2 separate regions of the Homo sapiens genome follow, and region 1 is linked to region 2. Evidence: read pairs that join two places in POLR2A ChIA-PET (ENCODE). Cell type or tissue: OCI-LY7. All regions are shown on one strand.

What was found. Peaks named below come from ENCODE experiments on the same cell type or tissue, not always from the same donor. Only the 100,000 strongest peaks of a DNase experiment are listed, where the experiment ranks them.
Region 1: POLR2A ChIA-PET joins it to region 2 with 5 read pairs; 7 of 35 experiments call an interaction of 5 or more read pairs at or near these places.

The regions. Positions count from the first base shown.
Region 1 is chr1:37,789,001-37,793,000 of GRCh38, reverse strand. No RefSeq gene overlaps it. Among named protein-coding and RNA genes, the nearest start is that of MANEAL, 2.8 kb to the left of the region's middle. In OCI-LY7, no CTCF peak of the experiment used is centred here; no DNase peak of the experiment used is centred here.
Region 2 is chr1:37,674,792-37,678,791 of GRCh38, reverse strand. No RefSeq gene overlaps it. Among named protein-coding and RNA genes, the nearest start is that of AIRIM, 14 kb to the left of the region's middle. In OCI-LY7, CTCF peaks have their summits at 2,010 and 2,209; a DNase peak (open chromatin) is centred at 2,331; H3K4me3 peaks cover 1,527 bases; H3K27ac peaks cover 2,983 bases.

The DNA of each region.
Region 1 (4,000 bases), 110 kb before region 2:
ACAGCATCTGACACTCACTTCCTAGTGCCGTTTAAGTGAGTACCAGCCCCTGGTGTGATAGTCTGTAGATAATAAGCTTTTCACTCGCTATTGATAGAGTTCCTACACTGCATTATTCATTACTTCATTTATTCAGAAGATAGTTTTGTTTATCATATGCCTCCTTCAGTGGTCCGCAATGACAGCAACTTTGTTTCATTCCCTGTCTGCATGTCTAAAACAGAGCTTGGGATGATGGCGGGCACCCAGTTCTTATTGGTTAAGTAAAATGAATTGTAGGGAACCCAGGAAGAGGAGCAGGGAGCTTGGGAAGTGTTGGTAGACCTGCAGCCGAGGAAAGTGAGCTTGAGAGACCTTATGGTGGTAAATGTGAATGAAGTGGAATGCCTTCAGCTCCAGGTCGCCCATACCCGATTCAGCCTGACTTAAGGAATATGCCAGTGTATCAACTTGCAAAGCAAGGAGCCCAGTGGCAGGGCAGAGTGGGTATTTTCTCTGATCCAACAATGTCATTAGGAACCTGAGATGTTCCCGTCTCACTGCTCTACTCTCCCCACCACTGACTTCATATACAAACCCAGTTCCCCTCATGCCACAAAATGGCTGCTATGGCTATTGACTGCTCTTCCCATTCCACAGGCAAGGGTAAGACTGATTTCTCTTTCCCAGAAGTCCTAAACAAACATCTCATTGAATCTCCTTGGTCTAATCTGGTTTAGGCCTTTTTATGCCAGACAAATTATTGCCGAGGGGGATAGAATTACCATGACTAGATGAGATTACATTTGTGGAGTGGGTTAAATGTTGGAGAGAATACCATGTCTACCAAAGAGTGAGGTGACTCTGGGAATAGAAAGAGTGAGAAGAGGCTGGGTGCAGTGGCTCAAGCCTGTAATCCAGCACTTTGAGAGGCCAAGGCAGGTGGATTACCTGAGCTCAGGCGTTTGCGACCAGCCTGGGCAACACGATGAAACCACCATCTCTACTAAAATACAAGAAATTAGCCAGGCGAGGTGGCAGGCGCCTGTAGTCCCAGCTACTTGGGAGGCTGAGGCAGGAGAATTACTTGAACCCAGGAGGCGGAGGTTGCAGTGAGCCGAGATCACGCCACTGCACTCCAGCCCGGGTGACAGAGCGAGACTCTGTCTCAAAAAAAGAAAGAAAGAAAGAAAGAAAAGAAAGAAAGAAAGAAAGAGAAGAAAACGGGTAAGGACGGCACTCTCAGGAACACCAGCATTTCTGGGACAGGCAGAGGAAGGAGAGAGTCTAAGAAGGAAACAGAAAGAATCATTAACGAGGAACTAAGAGAACAGGGAATGGGTGGTGAAGGTTTTGGAAAAATAGTGGGAAGGTTTCCCCAGCTCCCAGTCATCCCACTATTTCTGGGATGCCCTGAAACAATTGTGTCCCCTGTTGGCCATGCCTGGAGTCCTTGACACTGCCACCTGGCCTTGACAGTTTGACCCAGGGCTAGTACTCTGACCTAGTGGTCAAAATTAGTCCAATGATAGCTTCCCATCTTCCACTGGACCAATCATGAATACTGACCCAAAGGGCATCAATTCCAGTCATTTTTTGGGATTTTACTCTCTGGTCTGCAGGAGAGATTTCATCCTCTTTAAAGATAATGCCATTTGCCGGGTGCGGCGGCTCATGCCTGTAATCGCAGCACTTTGGGAGGCTGAGGTGGGAGGATGACTTGAGTTCAGGCTTTTGAGATCAGCCTGGGTAACATAGTGAGACCTCATCTCTACAAAAAATTAAAATATATTAGTCAGGCATGGTGGCACACGCCTGTACTCCCAACTACTCGGGAGGTTGAGGTGGGAGGACCACTTGAGCCTGAGAGGTCAAGGCTGCAGTGAGCCGTGATCACACCACTGCACCCCAGCCAGGGTGACCGAGTGAGACCCTCTCTCAAAAACAAACAAACAAACAAACAAACAAACAAACAAGATAATGCCATTAGAGGGAAGGGACAGAGAGAAACTTAGTGTTATTGGTGTCCTGATTTCAGTCTTCCTGGCGGCCTAGTTGCGGTGTGAAACACTTGACCATTCTTCCAATAAGTTACCCTTTTATTCTGAGCAAGGTGAGCTGATGGAGCTGACTATTGATTGCCTATCAATCTCTGACAAGACCGAGAAGGGGACTTGGGAGCAGGAGGTCATTTGGAAGGTAATCTCAGGAAGTAAGAGTTAGGAATTGAACAGAATGAGACAAGAACAAAAGAAAAGCCAAACCAATGGTGCACTGAGGATGTCGCTGCTATAGATAATGGGGACTTAATTCTGCCACGTCTTTTCAGAAGTGTACAAATGCCTCCCAGAGTTAGGAGGTGTGAGGCTGAAGCAATTACCTACTGACCCCCTCCTCCACTGGTCAAGCATTTTCCCTAGGGGAGTTAACTTCCTTGTATTTCTGGTCTCCTGTTGCCAAGCAGGCTCCCAGGACATCAGAGAAGGTTTTGAGGCAGGTATAAAGAGAGACGGACACATTATTTATTCAAGTGGGATGCCGCCAGTGTGAGGAAGACTAAGCTCGCACAGAACCATCCATCCTAGATGTACTCATTTTCTGCTGTCATAACAAATTACTATAAATTTAGCAGTTAAAACAGCACAAAAGTTTACTGTCTCATGATTTCTGTAGGTCAAAAGTCTAGGCACAGTGTGACTTAGTGAGTTCTCTGGTTGGAATCTCAGGAAGCCAAAATTAAGGCGTTGGCAGGTTACACTCCTTTCTGGAGGCTCTAGGAACGGATCTACGTCCAGCTCAATGGCAGAATTCAGTTCCACACAATTGCAGGGCTAAGGCCCCCATTTGCTTGCTGGCTGTCATCTGGGGGTCTTTCTCAGTTTCTAGAGGCCTGCTGCATTTCTTGGCTTGTAGGCCCCTTCTTCCATCTTCAAAGCCAGCAACATCAGATCTTGTCCTTCTCACACTTTGGATCTCTCTGACCTCCCTTTCTACCTCTCTCTCATACCTTCCTCTTCTGGTTTTAAGAGCTCATGTGATATATTAGATGCCGTCAGATAATCCAGGGTAACTTCCTCTGTTTAAGGTCAATTATTGGCCAGGTGTGGTGGTTCATGCCCGTAATCCCAGAACTTTGGGAGGCCGAGATGGGAGGATCACTTGAGCCCAGGAGTTCGAGGCCAGCCTGAGCAATATAGCAAGACCCTGTCGCTACAAAAAAAAAAAAAAAACAAAAAAAAAACAAACAAAAGACCAGGCACAATGGCTCACACCTGTCCCAGTACTTTAGGAGGCCAAGGTGGGTAGGTTGCTTGAGCCCAGAAGTTAGAGACCAGCCTGGGTAACATAATGAGACCTCATCTCTAAAAGTTTTTTTAATTTAAAAAATTATAAAATATAAGGTCAACTAATTAGTAAACTTCATTCCATTCCACAAAGTCCCTTCACAACAGTAACTAGATTATTTTCAATTGAATAGCTAGAGGACAGGAATCTTGGTGGGGGACATCTTAAGAGTTCTGCCTAAAAACTTTTCCTAAAATCAAGGTGGGCCAAAGAGATGTGACACGTGGCATTCAAGGTATGTATTACACCCATTCTATCGATTAGAATGTGTGTTCAGCCACAAATAAGAAGGAAAACAGCTAAACATGGCTTAAAGTGCTTCTCACACTTTAGTGAGCATGTCAGTCCCTTGAGGATCTTGTTAAAAATACAGATCCTGATTCAGTAGGTCTGGAATGAAACCTGTTTTTGTTTGTTTGTTTGTTTTGTTTTGTTTTTTGTTTTTGAGACAGGGTCTCACTTTATCACCCAGTCTGGTGTGCAGTAGCCCAGTCACAGCTCACTGCAACCTTTGCCTCCTGGGCTCAAGCAGTCTTCCCACCTCAGCCTCCCAAGTAGTTGAGACTACAGGTGTGCACCACCACGCCTGGCTAATTTTTTTTTTTTTTCGGTAGAGATGGGGTTTTGCCATGCTGCCCAGGCTAGTCTCAAATTCCTGGGCTCAAACAATCCACCT
Region 2 (4,000 bases):
TCCCTCAGCTGGGTCAGAACCCCTTTCTCTGTCAGTGTAAGACAGTCTTGGGATGAAATGAAGAATTTTGGTTTCCCTCTATCCTGTCCCTCCCCATCCACATCTAGAAACTGACCTTCAGATTCTTCTCTCAGAGTAAGTGTTGTCTCAAGGTGCTGGGGTGCCTGGGCCCTAAAGAGAAGGTCTCCTGCTTGCCCAAGGAGAGCCTGGGCTTTATGGGGACTGTATTACACCAGACTTTAATTGGGACGAGAAGCCAGGTACCTTCCCAACCTGCTCAAACACTGGATCATTTATAATTCCATTTCCCTATGAGAAGGGAGGAAGAGTGCACATTTCAGGGAGCAGGTTTGGGGATGAGGGGAAGGAAGGAACCTAGACCTGGGTTCAAGTCTCAGGCTCAGCCTTTAGCCAGCTGTGTGATCTTGGGCAAGTAATTTCCTCTAAGTCTATTTCCTCATCTGTATAGTGGAAGTGATGATATGTCCTTACAGGGTTGTAAGGTTTAAGCGAGAGGAGATAGTGAGGGCTTTGGGTACATTTGTGAGCATTTAAGGGATTGAAATTCACTTAAGCTTTATTAGTCACTCACTAAGTGTATAGCTCTGTGCTAGGCTCTTTAATATCTTTCTAAACCCTCAACGAGAATTGAAACAAGTATGCTTACTTCCATTAGGTAGATGAGGAGACCGAGACAGAGACCTGGTAAGCTTTCTAAATGCCCACAGCTTGTCAGTAATGTTGCCAGAATTTGCACCAGGGCTTGCTTGGTTCCGGTGAAAGGTGCTTTCCCCCACATCACTGTTGCCTTTCTGCCACAGAAGGCAAGAGCATGCCTAACATCTACTCAGCTGTAACAAGGGTGAGGTTTTCTGATACCCAGCCCTGCACAGGACATGGATCCTGCAGTGCAGAGCTACCTCCATCCAACTTGGCCGTGGCACATGAAGTATCCAAGCCTCTTCCAGGACAGCCGCAACCTTGCCAGTTACCCTTCCTTCTGACCCCATAGCCAAGAGGGTTGGAGCAAATCCTGGCGTGGTCTACCAGAGTCCTACACTTTTGCCTTTGATGCCAGGGCCTGGTAGGAGAAAGCCAGTGATTCTGAAGGAATGACAGGGGTACCCCTTCCAGGCACTGTCCTCCTCCCCATCCTTCCTGGAAGGCTCCTTCTTGGTTTCCACGTAGAGCAAAGTCATTTTTCCGAGACTGTAGGGCCCCAGCCCAGAGATTCTGGTCTAGTATGTGTGGGGAGGGGCTAGATATCTGCATCCTTAATAAGTACCCTTAGTTCAGTTGCAGAGTCATTCCTTAAGAAAGAGCCTTCATCCTGAGAAAAGGCAGCAGTTAGCACAGAGATTGATGGCTGGGTAGACTAGCCACAAAGACCGCACTTCTCTGGGGAAGAAACGCCTTCATAACTCCCTCACTGCACCTCTTTTCCCCTTTTTGTTGCCAGTCCTCAAGTCCAATGGGTACCTCGGCATTGCTCCCCTGGCCCCTCCATGCTGTTTGGGGTGGGATAGTCATAACTTATGTATATGGGGCTTTAGAGTCTGTCGCATCCATATCCATTCATTCTGAGGCCTCCCAGTGTGCCCAGCACAGAACTCATCATTAGCAATACAGAGGTAAATCAAAGAAGTCCATGATTTAGTAGGCCAGGCAGATCTGCAAGCTCTTCGTGAGAAGTGCTATTGTGAAGGATGTGTGGGGAATGCAGTGGATGGAGAGAGTGACTGATTGTTTTTGTGGGTTTTTGTGGGAGGCGAGATAGGGGAATGTGAGACTAGCTCCTCTGTGACTTAATTTCAGTGAGAGTCTTCCCTCTGGTCTCTAGTAGAGTAAGTGATGGGGGTGGGGGTCAGCCTGGCCTGCTGGCCATCATGTGAGCGGGGAGCAACCCTTTCTGCTCTGGCTCATCTCTTCTGATTGAAACGTGTGGAGCAGTTCTTAATTTGCACAGAGAGCCCAGACTAATAAATCCGCTACTCAATTGCAATTCCCACAGTGCGTTTATAGGCAACAGCTGACTTTTATCAGCTAGTTTGTTCTTTCATATAAGCAGAGTTTTATGAGGGTCTCCTGAGCTGGCTTGTAATGTGATGAAACGTCTGCAAAACTCAACCATAAATTCCTGGCACCTGCCAAGCAGAGGATGCTGTTTTCCAGGCACATTTTGTCCAGCTGGCGGCTCTGTCCCCTTGCCCAGTTTGCATTTTTGCACTTGTCTCTTTAAACTTGGATTTGTTTTTCAGTTCTCTGCGGCCTCTTTAAAGGCAACCGAAAAATGAGGGGTAGGAAAAAGGAACTAGAAAGTTACGTCTGTGCTAAAAATTACCCCTGGCTTATGTTGCTCTGAAAGCCAGTTTTGATCCCACTGTTGAAACAGAGACATCAGGCTTCCCTGCCACATGAACCCCAGGGCGGGGGACAGGAGGCCAGTGCCAGCCGAGCCCGTTATTAATACTTTGATTCTTTTCTGGGCCATCACCCTTTGTACTTGCCAAAGGCCCCTACCCTCAGTTGTCAGTTCTGTAAATTAAAGAAACAGCTCCGGAGGCCTTTTCCCCAGATGGTCTCCAGGCATGACATCTTTTCCCAGCATTTAGAGCTCCCCCAACACAGAGAGATGAAATTTAAATGCCCTCTGTCCTCCAAATAGGGCGAGACCTGGACTCTTGGAGAATGCTGTTTGGCTGGGGTGGACTGGGTCATTGGGAGAGCTACAAAGGCCTCAGTGGTGCAACTAGGAATGGTTGAGTGTGGCCCTGGCTGTGTCTCAGGATTACCCACCTGTGTTTATGGGTTCTCTTCATTTTGATCAGACCATTAGGTCAGAAGGCTCCTGTGGCTGCCCTTCCTGTGGCCTTATCCCCTGCTTGCTTTCCCTAGCCCACACTTCAGGGCTGGCTTCATGTGCCTGTGACCCACACTTACAAGGGTTCCCAAGGTTGGTTTCATGCTCTGCTGTCACTCTCGAAATTCTAAACAGTTTTCGAATGATTTTCCTTTGGCACTGGGCCCTGCAAATTATGTTGCCAGTTCTGCCCAGCTTCTCTCTGGTCCTACTGCTTGTAGCTGCCCCAGCACTGTGGACAGACCCTTTCTTCTCCAAGTTGAAGTTTGAGCCTTTGCAGAGCAGGTTAGTTACCCGTCATTGAGGCCTCTGGCCTTGTCCCCCTCCCAAAGGCTCCCTGTTATCCACTCTTCTGGCTACAGGCAATCCCTATTACGTGACAGTATCTCCACAGGCCCTAAAGAGGTGCCTGTCAGTCCCAACTCCCTAAGTCATCTGCAGCTGCTCCTGGCCCCTTCTTATCATTTTCCAGAAAAGATTTCTAGTCAATGCACTCTGCCTGGAAGAAGCTGCCTGCTCTTATGGAGGAGCTGGGGTCTTTGCTAGAGAAAACATCCCCTAACTGCCACCTCCACCTCAAAGGCAAGACATTGTTTCCTGCTACGGGAAAGAGACCCACTTTCTTATTTTTCCAAGCCCCACTCAGACACCATCTCCTTTTTGTTATCTCTTCTTACACCCCTAGATGAAAATAACCCTTCCTTTCTCAGCACAGTACTTGTACTTCCCTTTAACACTTAATTTTTAATTTTTTTAAAAAATGTAGAGTCAGGGTTTCACCATGTTGTCCAGGCTGGTCTTGAACTCCTGGGCTCAGGAGATCCACCTGAGCTGGGCTTGGTGCTTTGGCTCACATCTGTAATCCCAGCACTTTGAGAGACCGAGGCGGGCAGATCGCTTAAGCCCAGGAGTTTGAGACCAGGCAGGGCAACATAGTGAGGCTCCATCTCATAACTAACTAAATAAATAAATAAAAGAAATCTGCCTACCTTGGCCTCTCAAAGCTCTGGAATTATAGGCGTGAGCCACCACACTCGGCCTATTTTTTTTTAAATTTAAATCCAGCTCCTGCAGGATTTTATTTTTTTCTTATCCATTCTTATATCCCTACCAGCTCAGCAAGGGGCTCAGCCCCATTTG